Linked DNA regions of Homo sapiens: region 2 is linked to region 1. Evidence: chromatin loops called from intact Hi-C (ENCODE). Cell type or tissue: Caco-2. All regions are shown on one strand.

What was found. Peaks named below come from ENCODE experiments on the same cell type or tissue, not always from the same donor. Only the 100,000 strongest peaks of a DNase experiment are listed, where the experiment ranks them.
Region 2: a loop joins it to region 1, with 4 times the contacts of the local background. A loop is called at or near these places in 2 of 110 quality-filtered maps.

The regions. Positions count from the first base shown.
Region 1 is chr9:8,378,818-8,386,817 of GRCh38, reverse strand. All of the region lies in intron 37 of PTPRD (protein tyrosine phosphatase receptor type D), which reads left to right. Among named protein-coding and RNA genes, the nearest start is that of PTPRD-AS1, 480 kb to the left of the region's middle. In Caco-2, no CTCF peak of the experiment used is centred here; DNase peaks (open chromatin) are centred at 3,837, 4,357 and 4,817.
Region 2 is chr9:8,460,403-8,468,402 of GRCh38, reverse strand. PTPRD (protein tyrosine phosphatase receptor type D) reads left to right here. Exons shown (of 46, transcript NM_002839.4): 32 at 2,728-2,937; 33 at 7,832-7,992. Among named protein-coding and RNA genes, the nearest start is that of PTPRD-AS1, 390 kb to the left of the region's middle. In Caco-2, no CTCF peak of the experiment used is centred here; no DNase peak of the experiment used is centred here.

The sequences.
Region 1 (8,000 bases):
CTTTTACCTAAAGTAGCGGGAAGAAAGGAGAAGGCATTCCTGGATTCCCAAACAAGAGCTGGAATTGGCTTTCACTATAAAAACAATGTTATAACTAGGGGTGAGTTGTTAGTGAAATCTATAGCTCCAGACTTCAGGAACGTGGTGGGTTCTGTGGGCTGACCTTGGGACTCAGTGAATTTTCAATTCCCAGCAGCCAACTTCAAAGCAGACATTGGAACTAGCCTGGCCCTATGAAGGGAAGTGGCACCAGTCTTCCTCATAAAGGGAGGTAGTCCAGGTAACGTAAACAAATTACCTCTCCAAGAGCTGAAGCTTGAAATGTCATTATTTAGATTAAGGCTCAGGTTCTTAAAATAATATTCATTCCTATGGTACATGAAGAAAATATGTGTGCGTCTTGTAAATGCTGCTGTGAATTAGAAGTATGCTAGACTGCCACTGACCATAGATTTGCAGCAGGGAAGAGGGGAGAAAAGGAAAGAGAAGAGAAGATAGCTTGATATTACGCAGGACTGCATGGGGATACCACCATGAGAGAGGACAGCTATGGGACAGTTCCAAGTAGGGCACTTTGCAGTCAGATGTCTGAGTTCAAATACCAACTCTAGCCTCTACTAGCTGTGTGACAATGAGCAAGTTTACTTGACTCCTCAAATTCTCATTTTTCCTTTTTTGGATTATGCGGAAGGGTTATTGTGGGTATTGACTGAGATAAAGGATGTGGCAAGGTGGCTCAGTGAGTCTCAAATGGTATTGTTTGGTAAAGAAGTTGGGGGCTTTACAGTGACAACTTCAGTTTCCCCAAAAGATAGCCTCCAAATAATTCACTCTGTGTTCCCAAATGAAAAGAGTTTATTTCTCTATGGTTGACGATGAATCCTGACCAACCTCTCCATGTCCCTGAACATGGTTAATTATGCCCACGTTTCCCAGTGTGGCACACCCATGCATTTTATTCAAGAGGAGAGAGGAGCTCAGACCATGGGATTCTTTCCTACTTGCTCTCCCCCAGGACAGGATCTCCAGAATAGAGATCAGCCGGGGAACAGACCAAAATAGAACATTCCGGCTGCTACATTGACTATAATACAACATGAAAATCATAAGTGATATAGACATGGGTTACATGTAGTGATAAGTGCCACTGAAGATACGTTTCCTTATTGTTCAGTTTTACATCCCCTCTCCCCTTTTTTGGTTATTTTATGGTGCTACGAAATTGTCCTGCCTTAGAGCCCATCTCTCTTTTCAAGCGTTCTGTTTTGCCACAGCCTGGTTCACTCGTTTTTGTTTTTCTTTTAGAGACAGAGTCTTACTCTGTTGTCCAGGCTGCAGTGCAGTGGTGTGGTCATAGTTCACTGTAATCTAACATTTCTGGGCTCAAGCAATCCTGCCTGAACAGCAGGGACTACAGGTGCACAGCACCCACCCCCAGCTAATTTTTAGATTTTGTAGAGACAGAGTCTCACTTTTTTGCCCAGGCTGGTCTCAAACTCCTGGCCTGAAGCAGTCCTTCCACCTTGGCCCCCCAAAGTGTTTGGACTGCAGGCTTGAGCCAGCCCGTGCCTGGCTGGCTCACTCTTAAGCTGTCGCTCAGGTCTGAGGTTTATCAACAGCGCTTGTATTAATACCTTTGGTGAGTTAGAACAGCTCACTGAGACAAAAGGCTTCTGGATTCCTTAGCAGGTATTAGAAGTTTCACTAGCATCTGTTTTGAGAACTGATCATTCTTAGTGTTTGCATGGCTAAAGAAACCCTTATAAGTGTGAACTATGACTTAGGACTTAAGTTGATTATTTGAAAACATGAGTTCTTTGATTTTCAAATGCTATTACTTCCCTTCAAATGTGGCCTTTAAAGAATTCCAATCTTAACTGAGAAGACTCTTTGCCTGGTGTATACATTCAGCTATCAACCCTGAAGGAAAAGTATAAGTTGAATATTTCATATGAGTTTCATTAGGGTATATAAAGAAATACAAAGACAACGGGCCAGGTGCGGTGGCTCACGCCTGTAATCTCAGCGTTTTGAGAGGCCAAGGCGGGCAGATCACCTGAGGTCAGGAGTTCGAGACCAGCGTGACCAACAAGGAAAAACCCCATCTCTACTAAAAATACAAAATTGGCCAGGTATAATGGCACACGCCTGTAATCCCAGCTACTCAGGAGGCGGAGGCAGGAGAATCGCTTGACCCGGGAGACAGAGGTTGTGGTGGGCCAAGATTGCACCATTGTACTCCAGCCTGGGCAACAAGAGTGAAACTCCATCTCAAAACAAAAACAAAAAAACAATGATAGAAGCTGGAGATTTTGAAGGGAAAGCATGAGTTCTGCTGAAACACACAGATCAGTTTAAAGCTGTTGTAGAATGTACTGTGTAATATGAAATACTGTTAGTGGTTTTTTTTCCCTAGTTTCCATCTTTATTGCCAAATCCTCTCAAGTTTTGCGTAGTTCATTGATTCTGTAGCAAGTCATTCTAGTTCCCTAGAATGTGGTTTCTAATTGTTTCCATGTTTCATAACATGCCAATAAGCACACGAATTGGTCTGGGCAACCACATGGAAGGAGGAAACTGTTTGGAAAAAATGAAGCATTTTGTAGGGAAAGTAAAATGTATACAGCTGGGATTTCCACTCCAAGGATATTATTTTTGATGACTGGGGCACATGATTGGCAGCCTTGCTTGCAGAATTGGCATCTCCGAGGTAGGATTCATCTGCTTTTTTAAGTAAGTGTATATTAAATTATTATTTAGTGTGTGAGTGTTCACCTTTTTCCCTTCATCTATCTTCTCTTGACTGTTTCTCTCCTACTCTGTCTCCCATCTTGAAATACAGAACACAGAGAGAATGCATCAACCTCATGCTTAGAAAATTCTTGAGTAACCCTGATTAGTATTAGCAGTTGAAAGGCTTAGTCAGGGTTAGAATATATCTGACTTTTACTTCACCTCACCAGCTTGCCTTCATTCCTTGCCCATAGTAGAGACTCAATGTTTATCTTGTCTTGCAAGCTTTATAGTGGGGGTTGATTCACTTAAAGAGCTGTTTGTAAATGTACTTAGCGTTATAAATGTTGGAGATGGGGAGTGAAATTTTGACACTTAACAAATCAGTCATGATTTTTATTGTAATCCAATGTGGGCTGTGCCAATTAGTAGTGAAAATATAGGGCTAGAAATGAAGAATCCTAATTCTTGGTTTCCAAGCTATCTTAAGTCCCATTTTCTGTTTCCAAATAGGGAATCATACAAACCAGATGATGCCATATATTAGTAAAGCAGATCAAATGTTTTGTGCATCGTGACTTGAGTTCTATCTTAGGCCAAAGAATGGGAAAATTCCTGCCCTACTAAATTTTGTGGTTTGTGCTAATGAATGCAGGTTAGATGCTGTCAGGGCCAAAGAGACTGGGCTGGTGTTAACTTCACTTTGTTAACAGTTTAGGGAACTTGACATTTGGCTGGTGGAACACTTCTGACCTAATGACCACTCACTCCTCCTCCTATGTCTTCCCCAGTCCTTGAATGTCACCTTAGTAAACTTACCCTAGCACAAAGTGAAGGTGAGGTGGAGACATTCACATTTTGTTCTATGGCTAAAAGGGCAATTCTGAGCATGAAGCAGTAGAAAAAGAGATTGTGCTCAAACATTTTCTTCTTTTCCTATAAAACAAAGCTTGAGATTCTTTTCAGATTGTGAGATCCTTTTGGGTTAAAATTTGACAGAATCCCATTGAAGATTATAAATGGCAGTGCTATTGTTTTCATTGCTGTTATCAGTTTTGGAAAGTCCAGCCTTGGCCAGTGGCAGACTAATTCTTGGCCCTTCTGGTTTGTCAAGGTTCGGTAAGTTTAATGGAGAGCAAATGCTTTCCAAATGCCAGGTTTGTGTCCTTTTCCAAATGGAACTGGAAGCGCCAAAGGCCGTGAACATTTAATTTCTCAAACTGCAGCCTAAAGTGCTGCCTATCTAGGGCAACAGAAACTGCTTTTTTCCTTAAGCAACTTTAGGACCAGCAGCACAAACATTGCCTTTGGAGTCTGCATGATGTATGGGATTGTTTTTGAAAGTGGTGGATACTTAATGTAAATAGGACGCTGGCAACAAAAAGAATGATGCTCATGTTGGCAATCTAAAGGATGTTGGGGTCCTTATCTAGAAAGTTCTACACTTTTGGTTTTCTCTTGTCAGCAGACACAGCGTCAGATAAAAGAGAAAGAATCCCACCAATTTCTTGCTGTTTGTTAGCTTTCTGGATTATCTACCTTCTTTCCCCACCCCACCTGCTCTACTTAGAAAGGCAGCTGACAGATTCTGGCTCAAAGCATTCCTCTTAAAGCCAGTTAGAGTCCTGATGACCTGAGTAAAGAGCTGGAATGGGAGGAGGAGATGCAACTTTGCTCCTGATGACTTTGTACAAAGCCTCTCTCATTCTCTGCATTCATGTCTGTGGTTCTCCTGTGCTGGATTAGGTCTCATTTCTAAAGTTTTCAGAAGTATGTGTTAATCTCTGTTTACTAGTGTTTAGGGTCCAATGTTTGGTTTTTCTCTGTTCTTTATCAGCAGAATGTCTGGAAAGGCTGATGTTCAACTGGTAAATACCCAACATAGTTGTACTGGTTGTTAAAATATTGAACTGCATTGATGCTGGCTGGTACCTATAAATTATATTTTTATTGAAACATTGAGTCATCTAATGATACTGTTTGGAAGAGGTGACACTGGAGTCAAAGGCAACTGCTGGGCAGACCAAGGCAGAAGCAGAGGTGGCTGTAGGGCTATGTGGGGCACCCAGGTGATCCTCAGGAGTGATTAGGTCTGAGGTGGATACTCTGAGGACCCACCTCATGTGGGAAGAGCTGATATCAAAGTGCTACTTGGCCACGAGAAAGAGGCACCTCACACAGTTCTGCTCTGGTTAGGACAAAGTGCCAGAAACTTGAGACTTAATGACTTTCAGTTTAATGGGGGAAGTCATTGGAAAAGTTTACGGCAGCTCCCTATGTCAACTTCTGGCAGACACATCAAACAAAAGGGAATAACTTTTTTAAAGTTAATAAGCAGTTTAGAAAGTGTGCGAATGGTTCAATGAACTGGTAGGCAATTTTATGACATGTAATTTGGTTTATTTTGAGAATAATATTTTTCAACTTTATGGCTGTATATATGAAAAGCTGCACTGGTGGTCAAATGCTTTAATATCACTCTCATTTCAAATATTGTAGTGCCTCTTTGTCCTCCACTAAATAGTGATTAGTAAAGATATAATAAAATGGGGGAATACACAAACCAGACTGACTGCCAGTTGGGAATAGATATAGCCAAATATTGATTGAGTGCAGAGAACTACACTGTTGTTAAAAGAGAATCACTGAGATGCTCTCTGTCCTTATCGTGGAAAATCAAGTATTCAATCTGGTCTTAAAAATTTCCAGAATAGTTACTATAACCTGTAGAAATAAATAGTTCAGCATTTATTTTTTCTGCCCACTAAAATTAATGAAATTTATCTAAAACTTTCCTTTATTATAGTCTCCCTCATTAAATGGGTATTGACAAAAGGGTACCAACATTTCCTTACTCCCAAAAATAACTGTGACTTGTGTTATCTAATGTTAGCCTGTTTGTCCATTCCTTACAGGATACTAATGCTTGAACAACCACTCTGCCCAAACTTACTAGGTACGAATTTAGAGTCACTTTTAGCAATAGTTATGGTATCCCACGTATCATTTATTGCCTCTTCTAAGTCCTTCTTTGGCTAAATAATCTCGTGGCAAATACGTTTTGGATTAGCAATGCTAGAACCCTTTCAAGGTATCAGTTTGTTACAGTTGGAATTCTGATGCCTTGCCATGTTGCCATGCTCAGTAAGTCTTTATTAAATTGAGATGAGGAGGTTTTGTTTTCAGAAAGTGGTAGACAATTTAAAAATAAGCCAATCTAGTTAATTGATTATAAAGTTGGCTACCGCTCATTAAGTGCCTACAATATGCTGAGCACTCCCAAGGTAAGCCATATGGGAGTAAAAATAGCCTAGAACGAGAGCCCTTCTCCCAAAGCATGTTCAGCAGACCTAATGGATCAGCTCCTACCAGATATTTGCAATGACAAGAGTTTTAAAAATAAATTTAAATATGTTTTATTATTCCATCAACTTGATTTTGATAGTTTGTCATGAAAAAGGTAAAATAAATTAATTCCATTGCATAAATTTAGCAATGGTCACCCTGTTCTTTCCGTAATTATAGAAAAATGAAAGCTCCACTTAAGGGTAATAACTTTGTGATAATGAAAAGAAATGCCTCCCGCAAATTTAGCCAAAAATCTGAACTGTCTCAGTTTAAGCTTCAAGTAAAGTTACTGGGTGATGTTTCTAAACCACAGCCTGAGTGACAAGTTCTGCTGTTCTTCTTTTCCACCTCTGAGTTGAACACATACTCTTTTCAGAAGACATTGGGGCCCACATAGATGAAGAGAATTGTTTGGAATCTCAGAACCACCTATTTGAAGAACAAGGAGGTTTAGAAACACCCCACTTAGTCAGTAAGGCTAATGGATTGAGGGCAGGGACTGGGTCTTATGTCACCTTGATGCCCCACAACTGCTAACACCTTGCTTTGCACCTAGAAAATCCTAAATCAGTATCTGCTGAAATTAATAACATGTTCTTTTTTTTCACATTTAGACTGATTTAGGTAATTTATAACAACAACCCCCCACACACAAAAATCCAGAATGTCATCAAACTGATAACCAATGATAGCTAGTGTTTGTTGAATGCCTGTTTGTGCCAGCCATTTGGGTTAAGTGTTTTAGGGGCATCACTTCAATCCCCACAATAGCTCTGTAATGCTGGAGACACTGTTCCCATTTCACAGATGAGGCGGCCAGACTTTGGTCCTGGAAACAGAGAAACAATTTTCCAGGCATCCAGGGAGACTCTGCCTGACCTTCCATGAATCAGTCCTAGAGGCCGCTTGTATCCATTCTAAATCAAATAGAAAAAGGCAAAAAACCGTATTCGTATTCAGTAGCTCCTGCCTTCTAGTTCTTATGTACTCAAAGGGAGCTGCCTTCATTTCTCATCTCACAATCAGCTTTATGTGTGAAGCCTAACAAATAGTAACTCTCTCTAGAAATACCTTATGATATTTTCTCTTAAGAAGACCGAGTAGGGGAAGGAAAGTTGTCAAAGGAAAACATTTTAAGAGAGGAAAATGGAGATAGTTCATTTATACTGGCTAATGAGGAAAGAAAAAATATCTCTATTGTTCTCCTTTTTCTTTCTCACTACATTTCATACTTGCTCCCTAATGCTGAAATCAGAAATCATATGTTTAGCATATGGCAAAAAAGGAGACTTAAAATAATATTTGTCAGTAACTCTAAGCCCTTAAATTCAGCCCTCCAAAATCAGATGAAGGTGTGCAGGCTACTCAGAGAATGAGATCGAGAAAGGAAGTACTGAGGTGCTTACCAGCAAAGGGAAAAATGTATTGCTGTCACTATTCAGATAAGCTCAGGAAAAGCTTCTAATCCCACTGCTGAGGCCATGTGTGTGCATTTCCACATACGTTAGGATATTTATTTTTCATAAGGTCCTTTTGAGAAATATTTCCTGAGAGAAAATGGTAATATTTAGACATATCCGCTTTAAAAAATTGCCTCTGATTTTTGCAGTTGAGTTTGAAATGTTTATTTTTCTTTTGGTAAATACTAAAAATGCATTGTTCAAAAGCAACTTTTTTCTTCTTTTAGCTAGAAATTTTCACAGCGTTTACTCCTTACAGTAATGCTTCCTGGTATTTTTTTTCTAAAGGGGTCAGAGTCTAAGCCAATAATAGTTGCAGTTTGAAACTTATTACTAGAAATGTAAGGATTAGTATAATTTTAGTTCTTCCTGCATCTTAGGAATGGAGAAGATTTGTAGATGGAGAGTCATTTTTCCAAAAGTTGTATGAAGGTTGCCTTCTCATTCTTTCCTTCATCT
Region 2 (8,000 bases), 82 kb before region 1:
TGATATTTAATTCAGAGCAGGTCATGTAATAGATCATGAGCTTTTCACTGCATTGTACTTCAAAGGCTTGTTGTAAAATAATGTGGTCATTTGTGGTTGTAACTGCAACATGCTGGCTGACTTTGGTGTCATCTGAGCCCATTTGAACCATTTAACGTGTAACACAGGAAGCATCCTGCAGAGATTAGAGCAACCTAAAGGGGCAGAGTGATGCTCCAGGTTTGACTTTAATGAATGACTGCATTGGGTCTAAGAATACCCAAAAGCTCAAATATTTTATTGTGAATTACTTCCTATAAGTCTTCTAAAGAAACCCTAGCAGAAAGTGCTTGTGGGAATGACAATGATATGGATGAATTGCGACTATTAACTACATCTGCAGTATGAATAAAACCAAGGTAGGGTTTGATCAGTGAAGTAGAAGAGGGGACACAGTCACATAAACAACTCATGATGAATGTTTTTGATTACCCAGCTTCAAAAACTGTTCAGCACCTCTGCAGTGCATTTTCCTTCTTGGTGTAATAGGCTACTGTCCTTAACTACATATCAACAATAAGCTGTGTAATGATGCTTCAATTATAATACTTCATTAAATATTTGGTATCGGATTTTTTTTAATTAGCATATGAAAAGAATCAAGAAAAAAGAAATAATACATTCATCTGCCTTGATGTAAGCAGATACATAAAAATTATATGTATAAATACACAGAGTTAGAACAATTTAGAGTATCAGAGCTTAAACATTATATTTCCTTATGATATTGTGTAATCATTAAGTAAATTACATTATAGTTGAAAAAATCTCTAACATGGAATTTCATTTTATTTCAGTAATTGAGTCTAATTATATATTGAGACTTTCTTCTATTGTGCCTCAGTTTCCTCATTTATAAAATGAGGATAATATTAGCCATCCTTATAGGGTTATTACGAGGAGTAAATTGGAGCTAATGCATGTTTAGGATCCCTAGAACAGTGTCTGGCACTCAGTAATTGCTTAATAAATGAAAACTATTATTGTTATAATTATCAGTATTATAAGTAAAGCTAAATTTGACAACAAGATTAAAAGATAGTGCTACCTTTCTGGCCTTGTGTTTTTACTGGCCAATTGGTGCATAATTGATCAGCATAACTGAATTTATTATGGGATGGTCCAATTTTGCTAAACAAGTGATGCCCAATCTACCGTGGTTTTCCTAAAACAGCTTACATTTCATGTAATTTTAATTGCATCAATAAACTTAAATTCACAGAAAATTTTAGCACGTTATAAATTAAATATTATTGAAAAATAATGTCGGCCAAAATTTTCCTGTAACTGAAAAACTGGTTTTTTACATTTTTAGGATACAATTTTGAACCAGCTGAACACATTTACTACTCCCAGTGTAGGAGGGACTGTAACGTACGATCAAATTCCTAATGGAAGAATTCAGTGTTTATCATATATACAGTCTGAAGCCATTTTATCACAGAAGCCTAGCCTTGATCATGCCAGGCTCTCATTCTACTAAGTAGAGATCACACTTTGGTTCTTACTAGATCATTTCTATTTACAAAAACAGGGCTAGTAAATAGTTTTGCTGCACTGTTTCCATAAGTATCTTAATTTTGTTTATCAAGGTGAAGACAAGGTTCATTCCTTTTTCCAGTTTGTCCTCAAATACATAGACTTTTCTATTAATACATAGATATTAAAATAAATAAAATAAAAATTCTTCCCAAGAAAATGGCGAAAAGACTGCTGCTTACATCAACAGGCATCCCAGACTAATACAGACCTTTCCCTTGTTAAACCCTGTGAAATACCAATTTTAATTGGAGAAGTCAAAGGTAACTTTGAAATCAGTGTTCATAACCACTGTTAGTATGATTTTCTCGTAATGAAGGAGTCAATGAAAAATAATAGGTTATCCAGAAATAAACTCTATCTCTTTTCTTTAGAAATACATGAAGCATCTGTATATACATGTGCATGTGTGTTTTCTTCAGGGCAGTACTAAAATTAATTTTCATCTACCTTGCCTATATTATCTGGCAATATATACACACTCCCAAGAGAGGTCAATTCTAGAAAAAGTTGACTCCATGATAAAGTGTAAGGAAGTGCACCCTAATTGCCTAACCAGGGAGCTAAGTCAAGTCAGAAATTGGTAAATGAGTAACAATGTCTATTTAATATGTGTATATTAAAAATTGTTTATTGGATTCTGCTTCTGCTGATTTGAGGGAATTTGTATCATATGAGTTATCTCATTACTCAAAACAATCTAAAGTGGCACTAACCTCTTCTAAAATGTGGCTATATTTAAAGATTTAGATGGCTTTGTCTGAGGTTAATACTTATTTAATAAATCTCCTGCAGGGCAAGGCTTTTATGAATCAAGCTGACTTTTTTCCTTAGACAAGTTATGATGCACTTTGAGAGAATTTCATTAGTGTAGGAAATGAAATGAGCTACAGCAAAGGACCTCATTGCCCTGTGTTTATAGCCTAGACCTTGTCAGAGCAGTCCAGTATCTTACCTCTACCTTAACAGGAAGAGAAGCATTTGAAATATTGAGAGAACTGAGATTTAGTGATGCTGATGTGCTATATGAAATGTGAACAAATTGCATTTGGGTTGTTCCCAGTTCTGAATTAATTTATCTCATTAAATTATCAATAAGCTGGGTTATTATTTACAGTTCTTTTTCTGTTTCCCACTTTTTTCCTTAAGCTGCTTAAGGAGATATCTAGGAAGCGCAGAAGCATCCGTTATGGGAGAGAAGTTGAATTAAAGCCATATATTGCCGCTCACTTTGATGTCCTTCCCACTGAGTTCACCCTGGGGGATGACAAGCATTATGGTGGATTTACAAACAAGCAACTCCAAAGTGGTCAAGAATATGTCTTCTTTGTGTTAGCAGTAATGGAACATGCAGAGTCTGTAAGTTAATTATGATGGCATCTGTTTCCTATGGTACGCTTATACATTTTCACTGGAATGTGGTTATTTGGGGATTTGTGGGTATATCCATCCTCATTATTTCTCATGAACTGTTATTAAGTGTAATAACAGGCTGCCTACTCTTTGAACATTGCTCAATATACTCCTTGAGACTGCATTACAAATGAGACTATGTCTCTGATGAAGGAAATTTAGGTGGCCCTCTAGTTTATGAAGTTCCAGATCGATAGGACATGGTTCTTGATACCTTCTGATGTAACACAAATATCATGGTGTTAGAACCATCATTGCTTACAATCTCCTTCCATCATCCTTTCAAAATGACTGTTGTCCAAAAAAGGAGACTGTTGCATAATACCTGGTTGACATTAGCCCCTGTGATTGCAATGGGAACTCACAAGCTTGGCCATTCAACATGGCATATTTCTGAAAATACTGACTTTGGGGGTGATTGTATTTATTCTCCTATATCTGCCAAGTGAGACCACAGTGCCTCTACCCGGATTCATGAGGAAGGTCTATCTAGAAAGAGGCAAATACAGCAGCCTCTTTAATTGTAGAAATTTATGAGTGACTGTATCAGTGAAAAGCCAAGAAAGTTAGAAAATAATTTAATAAAAGAGAGAATTCCTAAGGTATTCTAAATAATGAGTTTTCTTCTTTTATGTAATCCATCTTGCTTATATGTCATTTTATGCTTCAGTTACTTTGAATGTTTAAAAAAAAAAAGGGGAGAGATATTGTAGATAGGCAGGGGGTGAATTTTGAAGTGGCAGTACACATGAACATTTAATATACATATTATAAACTTCGTTTTCTAATCGGTGTCTAAATATGACAGGTGTGGCAACCCAGTTGAGCCAGTCATTTCCCATATAGAAGCAGCTCACAATGTATCAAAGATTTCTCCACATCAGGTGTTAGTGTGTACAGTGGGGCCTCTCTTCAAGTGACTGAAAGAATTCCCCCGTGGAAAATCAAAACACAAAGGCAGCCTCTCTGCCTGGTTTACCTTTGTGCTCAGAATGTCATTTGAAAACAAAGTAATGGCCTTCCTGGAATTTTAATGTTCAGATATGCTTTCTCTTTCTAGTTGAAGGTTTTAAGGCAGAACATCAAGGGAATGGAATGTTAAGAAATCATCTTTTTCTTTTATTCAAAAATGACTTTTAAATATTTGAGAGGAAATTTCTTTTAATAGCTCTAGGAACATTTCAAAAAGCATACTTAGAGCATTGAGGTAGATCAGAGAATCTAGCAAAGAAGAGAAATCTCATTCGATCCTGCAGACTGAACCACTGAACTACACACTGTGGTTTCTGATGTCTTCCGCTAGTGTTTTAAATGTGTCACAACTGATAAAGAGTCTGCCCCTTTCTTTAGTATGTCATCTGTTTATTAATTACAGAATCAAGAATTTTTTCCAAATTTGTTAATGAAGTTGCCCCTTTATTCTATCATCTTTCTCAGCATTGCTTTCAAATATCTATGATATTTATTTTCTTTATATATCATAAATATTTGCAGGCCTAGGAGAGACTTGTATCCAGCTAGAGTCATTTTGCAGTAATAAAGCCTTTGTGTAAGCCTCAAATTTCCATATCAGTTTATAACAATGTTCCAAGGGTAGACTGGTAATTTGCAAAGAGAAAATACTTCTCCGTCCCTCTCAAAGACACAAGCTATCCCCTAATCCTTTGTCTCATATTAAGAATGTCAGATAACTGGTTTGGAATTATCCAAAATTTAATCTCTTATTGCCACGCACAAGAAATTATATTTTTCATTAGGCTGGTATCATTTTATGATTTTGTTTTCTTTTCATTTTCATATGTCTCTGTTTCTTGAATGGGTTGGAAATCTATGTTCTTTGGGAAAACCTGTGCTTAGACTTCCATCTCAATGGACCGTGATTATTATCTTAAAGGTTCTTGGTAAAGAATTTCAAATGAGACAGTATTGCCTAGTTCTGTCTATGAAACTGTTTTAACATCACCTACAAAATGGAGTGGGTAAAGCATAAACCAAAACAATTATATAAAAAATCATGTTTCTTAGATATATAGTTCTTTGCCAAGTCCTTTGTGTCAATCCTCATACCATACACATCTTTTTTTTTTTTTTTTTTTTTTTTTTGGCTGCCTCTGAGAAGCTTGGACATATATACTGAGTTTTTATCTTCTTGTAATGCGTTAGAAAATCTGCAAATCTAGTCAGTCTCTTTCCTGGGCACAATGACGAAAATGAGAGAGAAGAGTAGTATACAAGCATTCAGTGGAACATCTGTTCTCCTGCTTGATGGCCAAGCTCATTGTACTTAAATTCAGAATAGATGCCATAAACTAAATTTTTTAAAGATGCAGGTTAAAACATTTAAATATATGTACCAATCATGAAAAGTGAGCATATATACTGATGTCTTGACAATTTCAGCCATTTGAAAAGATGAACATTTTTTGTCTTATTCAGCCAAGATTTGCTGAGAACCCACTAAGTACAAGGTTCATTGCTAGCTGCTTTAAGCATATAAACACAAATAATATATAAATCCCTACCTTCTAGGAGTCTGTAGTTTCGCCAAAGAAAATGAAGTATATATACAAATAAAAAGCCAAAATACAGTTTGGTGAGTACCATTTAAAAAAACAAGGACTAAATAAAAATTTAGCTGTGTTATTTTTATCTTTTTTGGTTTTTTTAGTAGAGGGGAATGACCGATCACTGCCAGTCAATTAAAAAGAGGTGGTTTCATTGGAGGCAGTATTCAAGTGGGGGCCTGGAGAGTTGTTCAATTTCAGGAGCTAAATGTTGTGGAACTTGTGAGGGAGTTGAGGAACAAGAATAGAGCCTTTAGGGAGTAGTAGCAAGAAGCCCACTGTGATGGAATGTGTTGTGTGTCGTAAGCAAGTTTAAAGTAAAATTGTGGATGCCCTTGAGAACCATGCTAAGTTATCTACGTTTTATTTGGGAATCAAGAGAGAGCCTCTTGAAGGCTTTATAGTTGCAGTTTAGGATGATACCTCTAGCAGCAGTGGAGACTATGAGAGGAAGGAAGAAGCTCTTGGTATAGTTAGGAGCACATAAGTAAGGGCCTAAAGAAAAGTGGCACTCATGAGACTAGAAGAAGAGCAGATGGACCTGGGGGACACTGATTAGCTAATATCAGTGTTTCCATTCTATTCCTTTTTTCTGTAAGGTAAAATCAGTATCCATTCTTAGATACTGAGAGGATGAGAGAATTTGGGAAGTGAGGAGGAAGGGAAGAAGGATCTGGGAAAAATTAAGAAACTCATACTAATTTGAACATATATGTAGGGGTCTCTAGAAATGATTGGAAATGAAGATCTGGGATTTCATAGAGTATCTGAGTTTAGGAACATTAATGAAGAGACAGATTCTGCATGGAGGTTGATAGTTAAAGCTTGGGCTGACCTTGCCAGATAAGAGAGGACAAGAGATGCTAGTAGAGAATAGAACTTAAGAATACGGGTTCAGGGCCAGCCACAGTGGCTCATACCTATAATCTCAGAACTTTGGGAGGCCAAGGCTGGAGGATTGTTTGAGACCAGGAGTTCGAGACCAGCCTGGGAAACATGGTGAGACCCCATCTCTATAAAAAAAATTTTTTTAAAAAAAGAATGTTTGTCTATAGGATGGAGTCAGAGATAATTAACTCAGCAGGGCATGAGCAGTTGGAAAGATGAGGATGGGACTGGTTTAATTCAAAATTGAGAGAGCCAGAGATAAAAGTTTTAAAGAAGGCAAATCTGGAAAAATTGTCTAGAAAGGTAAAGAGTAAATAAAGGCAATTAGATTTGGCAAATGAAAAAAAAAAAAATAGGACCAATGGTGGTTTGGAGTGAGAAGAGATGAGGAGTGAGTGGTAGAAGCAGGGCAGTTAGTGGATATGGATTAGTTTCTGTTGGATTGGAAAGTGGAAGATAGGGCCTTGAAGGGGGCAGGTAGAGCCAAGAAGATGTTTTCCTAATATAGGCTAAAATAGGACAGAACTAAATGGGATCGGATATCATAGAAATAAAAATCATCGATATTTAGTCCATTTCTTCTCCAAGTAACTGTATTCTTAAAAAGTATATTATCAGTTGTCTATTGAGAACAAACATACCAATCTCTGAGCAATAACTGTAATAAAACTAAGTGAGAACTGCTGAATTCTTTTAAGTTCTAAAAATTCTATATTTTATAAAGCCATATCATCAATTCTGTACATCTCGCATCTGTAATTTGAACTGTGGAATTCTCTTTTGAAATTGTAGACTTTATTTGTTCATGCTTTGGCCTCCATTTCCTAACTAATATGCAGTAGTATTAAGTAGTACCAAGCACTAAGAAGCACAGTAGTACTAATGACTACCGATATTCACATTTAATTAAATACTGACTTATTTTGCATTGTAAATATGTACTTTGGTCTCCTTAACTGTATGATAATGGCTTGAGGGCTAGAACTCTAGTTTTTCTCTTGATTTTCACACAGCACCTAACGCCTTGGCACAATGTAAATGTTCATTAAACATTTTGCAACTGGTTAATTACTGGTACTTTACGCTTCATAGGATCATTTAATACACCATATAGAAAGCCCAATAAAAAGTGTCTATGAAGTAATTTGTACTATCAAAATGATTTTATTATAAAATAGTTCACTCTATAAGGAAATTTGTATTACAAAACATCTTCCATCCTTTCTTTTCTTTATTCTCCTCTCCCCTCCCCTCTGTTTTGCTAATATTGCATCACACACTTATCATTAAATCCACTATTTCCTGGATTTTTTGCTTCTTCTAATGTTAAAGGTACTTATCTAGAAAGTCATTATTTTATAACTGAAATAGACTCTGCTTTTCCTCAGAAGATGTATGCAACCAGCCCTTACTCCGACCCCGTGGTGTCAATGGATCTGGATCCGCAGCCAATCACGGATGAAGAAGAAGGCTTGATCTGGGTTGTAGGTCCTGTCCTTGCAGTGGTCTTTATCATCTGCATTGTCATTGCTATTCTTCTTTATAAAAGGTAGGTTT